Regions from separate parts of the Homo sapiens genome. Here region 2 is linked to region 1. The links are chromatin loops, found by intact Hi-C in ENCODE. Cell type or tissue: psoas muscle. All regions are shown on one strand. Each heading gives the region's core, and the rest is flanking DNA. Links, peaks and the distances in the headings are about the cores only.

Region 1 (2,915 bases), core at 155-2,654:
TACAACCACCCCAGCCACCTTGGAACCCCTCACCTTCCCTTGATCCAGCAACCAAAGGGTTAATACCTGCTCCTTAGGGTAGTGGGGAGAAGACTGTGCTTCAGGGCCTTTTTAGGAGCTCTGGCTCATGGATCATTCCAATGCACTGACACCCAGGCCCTACTGGTTTCTAAGTACTTGAATTATCACCTCTGTTTCTAGCCAGCTCTCTTCATTTACCTTTTCTTTAGCTACCATCTCGTTTGTGGGAGAGCAGCAAACTTGAAATCACGCTCCCCTTGGGAGGCCCCTGGACTAGAGCCGCCTGTCCTAGGAAGTGTCTTGTCTACTTAATTTCCCTCCTTTGCTCCAGCTGCCATGAGGCCACTTTTCCTTGTAAAGTTTGTAACATGAACCAAAAGGATACAACTGAAGTCCCAGCCTACAGGGTAGCTTTGTTTATTTTGAAGATTTCAGAACCACGAAAGAAGGGATTTTAACAGTGTGGTTTCCTGTGGGTGGGCCTGATCTAAACACTGATCTTTTCCCAAGGGCACAGACTTGGAAGGAGCTCACAGAGCTGCTCCTGGACCCGGCCCATGCACACACAAAACTGAGCAAGTTTGGCCCCTGTTTCTCTCCAGTGGTGCCCCAGCCTGTGAACCACTCCTTCTCTAGGGTGTTGAGTTATTGTAAAAAGGTCCATGAATCCATATGCACCCCAAGCACTTTCTTTATTCATCTCACTGGTATTTACAGGGTACTGCAGCGTCCCCGTCCTTGCTGATTTTCAAATGTAATTCAATACCGTGTGATTAAAATAAAACTTAATCCAAATCTTATTGAACTCAGGTGCTTTTTATCACATATTTTAAAAATCAACAGATACTAAAAGTACAACTACTATCATGTGGGAATGGTATAAAATTTGACATTAACAAGAGGTCCTCTCCTAGAAAAGTTGGACAGCGTTGTGGCTCATTATGGAGGTGAGAAGAAGGTACATAATTTAATGACTAGTATAAGGGTAAAGAGACATCAGAACATCAATCCACCACTCTTCTGCCTGGGAGGTCATTATTCCAGTCAGTGGGGTGTTCCTGGTTCTGCATAACTGCAAAGTAAAGAGGAATATTAGGGTAATTCTGGAATCTGAAACCTCAGGGAAGTGTGCTTACATCTAAATAGGACTTTTACAAGCAAGATCAGTCATGGCTGATGGTATGTCACCCCCTCTGGAAGCACAGAGATCTGAAGAGGGCTGGAGGCCAGTGCAATTAGATTTGCATCTTCTCTTGCCTCCCTCCTCAGCCCTCTGCCCTCCTGTTCTTCCTCCTCTGGCTGGTCTTCAGAAAAGTGTTGGCAGGTAGCTTCCAGCTGGGATAGCTGCCAGGTTTCTAGATGGAGGAGCTATGCTGCAGCTGTGTTGGCAGGGAAAGAAATGGAGGAGCCAGGGTAAATGAATTAAGTCCTGATTCTCCATGGTTAAGCTATAGGACATTTCTAACACAAGGGGGCAGCTGCTGGCTGCATCACATCAGCTGATAGAAGTATAGTGTTGCAAACAGAACGAAATATAACAGTGACCAAAATAAAGAGAATCACCATGCTACAGCAATGTAGGGAGGGGTAACCTCCTTTTAAACAAAACCCCAATGCAATTTTTTTTTTAATCCACTATTTTTTATTATTTGCTGAGGATGTTGTAATACACCTTCAATCAAGCTGCACTATTTTGAGTAGCCATCTTATAATCGTTCTCATCTAACCCCAAATTGGCAGTATTCTAGGGAGTAGCCAGTTTCTAAGGGCAATATGTCAGGTCTCTATAGAATGAAATAAATGGAGAATTGGCAAAGTGAAGGTGACAAGGGGAATGTAGTCATCTGTGTCTCAGATCCAAAACACATTACTCTTTCCTCAAGAAATGGGATAAGTCATGGCTAAGCAACATAGTGGTGGAGGCATGCAAGGGCCAGCTCTCCAACAGAGCCTCCTCCAAATGTTTAAGACTCCTCAAGAGTTCACTTCTGATTTATCGAACTGATGAAAATATTAAGAATCTTTAAAATTGCTTTTGCTTCAGTACCATTGCAGTAGGCAGAATAGTGCCCTCCTCCCCAAAACGTCTATGTCCTGCTCCCTGGCACTTGTGCACAGGTTACTGCACATGGCAAAAGACTTTGCAGATGTGATTTTTTTTTTTTTTTTTGAGACGGAGTCTCACTCTTGTCACCCAGGCTGCAGTGCAATGGCGTGATCTCAGCTCACGGTAACCACTGCCTCCCGGGTTCAAGCGATTCTCCTGCCTCAGCCTCCTGAGTAGCTGGGATTACAGGTGCCTGCCACCACACCTGGCTAACTTTTTGTATTTTTAGTAGAGACGGGGTTTCACCATGTTGGCCAGGCTCCAGGCTAGTCTCTAACTCCTGACCTCAGGTGATCCACCCGCCTCGGTCTCCCAAAGTGCTGGGATTATAGGTGTGAGCCACCATGCTCGGCTGTGATCTTGACATGGGGAGATTATCCTGGATTGTCTGGGGGTGGGCACGATGTAATCACAATGGTGTTTATAAGTGAAAGAGGATGACAGGTCAATCATTGTCAGTGATATGATATGAGAGAGACTCGACTGGCCATTGCTGGCTGGGAAGACAGAGGAAGGCGCCACAAGCCAAGGAATGCAGAAAGCTTCTAGAAGATGTAAAAGGCAAGAAAACAGGTTATCTCCTAGAGCCTCCAGAAGGAACACAGCCCTATTGATGCCTTGACAACAGCCCAGTGAGACCCATTTTGGGCTTTTGACCACTGGAACTGTAAGATAATACATGTGTGTGGTCTTAGGCCATGAAACTGGTGGTAATGTTACAGCAGCAATAGGAAACTAATCCAATCACAATCACATCATGTCAGATTTGTAGCTGAAAAGTACTGAA
Region 2 (2,915 bases), core at 322-2,821, 710 kb after region 1:
CCCACATCAGAGCCTTGCCAGAGCCAGTGTCACTGCAGCAACTGAGATGGAGCAAGCCCTGAGTCTGGAACACAGGTGAGGCCAAGAGAATGAGGGCACCTGAGATGTGTCAGGTGAAATGACATGATACTTAATTAAAGGAAATTGTTTTGGCCAGGCACAGTGGCTGATGCCTGTAATCCCAGCACTTTGGGAGGCTGAGGTGGGCCGATCACTTGAGGCCAGGAGTTTGAGACCAGCCTGGCCAACATGGAGAAACCCCATCTCTACTAAAAATACAAAAATTACCTGGGTGTGGTGGTGCATGCTTGTAATCCCAGCTACTCGGGAGGTTGAGGCAGGAGAATCACTTGAACCTGGGAGGCGGAGGTTGCAGTGAGCCAAGATCGTGCCACTGCACTCTAGTCTGGGTGACAAAGTGAGACTCTGTCTCAAAAAAAAAAAATTGTTTCTCCTCATGCCTAGTTTTCAACATAGCTGTCCTCACTTCTGAATTCATCACTGGAATAGGCAAAAATCTAAAGTTCAGGAAGCCTGAAATGAAGCAAGGTCTCCCTGCCCCTCTGCCTCTAAGTGACCTTCTGGAATGGCAACGACTCCCATTGCCTCGTTGCACCTGCTCCCTGAGACAAGCTTTCTGTTCTCTGTCTACAGACACAGTAGTGACTGGGTAAAATCAGGTTGGCCCATTGGGCCAGTGGGGGACCCCAATCTAGATTTTGGTTTGATGATGAAGACAGAAAGAGCTATGCATCCCCTTTTCCATATGCTGAGGCAGTATATATAGCATAGGTTGAGAGTTTGAGGTTGGGCTTTGGAGTCAGACAGAGTAATGTCGTAACTCGGTCCACCACTTACCAGTTACGTAACCTTCCTCTCTGTTTCTTCATATGTAAAATAGGCATTAAACTAGTACCTCCTCACAGAGCTCTTGTGAGAATAAAATGAGACAATCCCAGTAAAGTGCCGAAACAGTGCCTGGTACCTAGAAGGCAGAAAATCTTAGCTATCATTACTAATAGAAATTCTCTTTCCCATTATTATACTTCATTTTTTGTCGTAGCTGCCAAAAAGTTGGGAGGTAAAGTGCAATTGCATTAGCCCTCATCATTCACAAATTCATTTATTCTCCTGATTTCCTGTACCGTTTTATTCTCATTATCGTGTGTGTGTCCTTTTATCTTGTTTCCCTTCATGCTTTCCTCCAGCCCCATGTCATTCCCATTTTTCTGGATAAAGGAACTGGCTGCTAATCTGTGCCCTGAACCCAACACTCCTTGTAGGGTAGGTGCCTGGTGAGCAGGCCCCTCACCACAGAGCCAGATTCCTGGAGGGCTGGGAGCTGACCCTTGCTTTGTGTGTGTCTAAAGAGGGCTACACCTCCATTAAAAGGCAAGCACAGCCAGGCAGAATCCAGCTGTCACTGCCTGGAGCACTGAGAGCAGCGGAGGACTGAGGAGGAGAGGGAATAAGAGTCTTTGACAATAGATAAACCACTCATCAGACCACCAAAACTGCCAAAGGCCAGCTCCTCACCTCATTGCTGTCCTAAGCCATTTAGTAACAGACAACACTGTTCTGGAGATGAAGGAGGCACCCTGCCCTACGCTCTCCTCCCCAAAACGGTGCATTCTGTTTCCTGCAGCAGTGAGTCTTTCATGTAATGGAGAGTTTATTAGTTGAGATTTAAAACTCAAAGCCACAGGATACAGATTGAATTGCAGTCTCCCCAAGGATCCTAAAGCTACAGACTCCCGAGTAACCTCCTTGTATTTCCAAAGGTCATACTCGCCTGTGTGATTCCCTTACAACTACCAAAGGGCACCCACAGCTGGCAGCCTCCCAGTGCGGCCTGGCACACTGTAAAGAGAGATTATGTAACTGCCAGTGACAGGGGATAGGGAAGAGGAGGGGAGCTCGCATCTGTGGATGATGCCTCTTACCATGCTCCATACTCACCGCAGCTCTGCATCCTTGCCTGCCAGGAAAGTAAGGTAGGCTTTGCCTGGCTGAAAGAAAATGTGCAGCAGGTACCCCTGCCATCTAGGGTAGAAGAGAGCCTCCTACTTCTTAGGTGCTGAGGATAAGCTTCTCCTGTGGGCACCCTCATGTTCCTTTGCCCCCAGGGCCTTTACGGCCATCCCCATTGTCTTGGTTCATCTTCTGCTACTATAACAGAATGCTACCAACTGGGCAAATTATAATGAACAGAAATTTATTTGGCTCATGGTTCTAGGGGCTGGAAAGTCCAAGATCGAGGGGATGGCATCTAGTGAGGCCTTCTTGCTGGGTCATAACATGGTGGAAGATATCATACGGCAAGAGAGACAAAAGAGAGGGCCAAACCTGCTTTTATAGCAAACCTACTCCCACAATAACAACATTCATCCATTAAAGGTCCCACCTGTCAACACTGTTGTGTTGGGGATTAAGTTTCCAACACATGAACTTCGGGGGACACATTCAAACCATAGCACCCATCTTCTCACAGCTCAGGCCACTGGGTGCAGACTGAGGATGAGTAATGAGGCCTGAAAAGGGGGAGGACCCATCACAAGCCACCAGTAGCCCTCTTTATGTCTCAGGAATCCCAGGTGAACCAGGAGAAATGGGCTGAAATAGCCAGTCTTATAGTCCTGAGAAATCATGTAATCCAAACCAAAACAAGCCAAGAAAACTCAGATACTGTCTGCTATGGGTAACACCAGAATAGTGCCTTCTCATTCATTTAGGCTCCAGCTAAACCCAACAAAATAAGCACAGCCATTCAAATTTCACAACCTCCAACTGTCAAAGTAGAATATTAATTTTATATAAATCAGAAATTTTATTGTTATTATTTAATTTTAAATAATAGCAAATTTAGTTACATAAAAATATTTAAATAAAAGTATTTAGCTTTATATAAATCAGAA

The links. Peaks named below come from ENCODE experiments on the same cell type or tissue, not always from the same donor. Only the 100,000 strongest peaks of a DNase experiment are listed, where the experiment ranks them.
Region 2: a loop joins it to region 1, with 4 times the contacts of the local background. A loop is called at or near these places in 42 of 110 quality-filtered maps.

The regions. Positions count from the first base shown.
Region 1 is chr14:56,421,366-56,424,280 of GRCh38, reverse strand. All of the region lies in intron 6 of LINC02284 (long intergenic non-protein coding RNA 2284), which reads right to left. Among named protein-coding and RNA genes, the nearest start is that of LINC02284, 110 kb to the right of the region's middle. In psoas muscle, for the core only: a CTCF peak has its summit at 1,493 (motif pointing right); a DNase peak (open chromatin) is centred at 1,400.
Region 2 is chr14:55,711,621-55,714,535 of GRCh38, reverse strand. No RefSeq gene overlaps it. Among named protein-coding and RNA genes, the nearest start is that of LINC00520, 84 kb to the left of the region's middle. In psoas muscle, for the core only: no CTCF peak of the experiment used is centred there; a DNase peak (open chromatin) is centred at 1,845.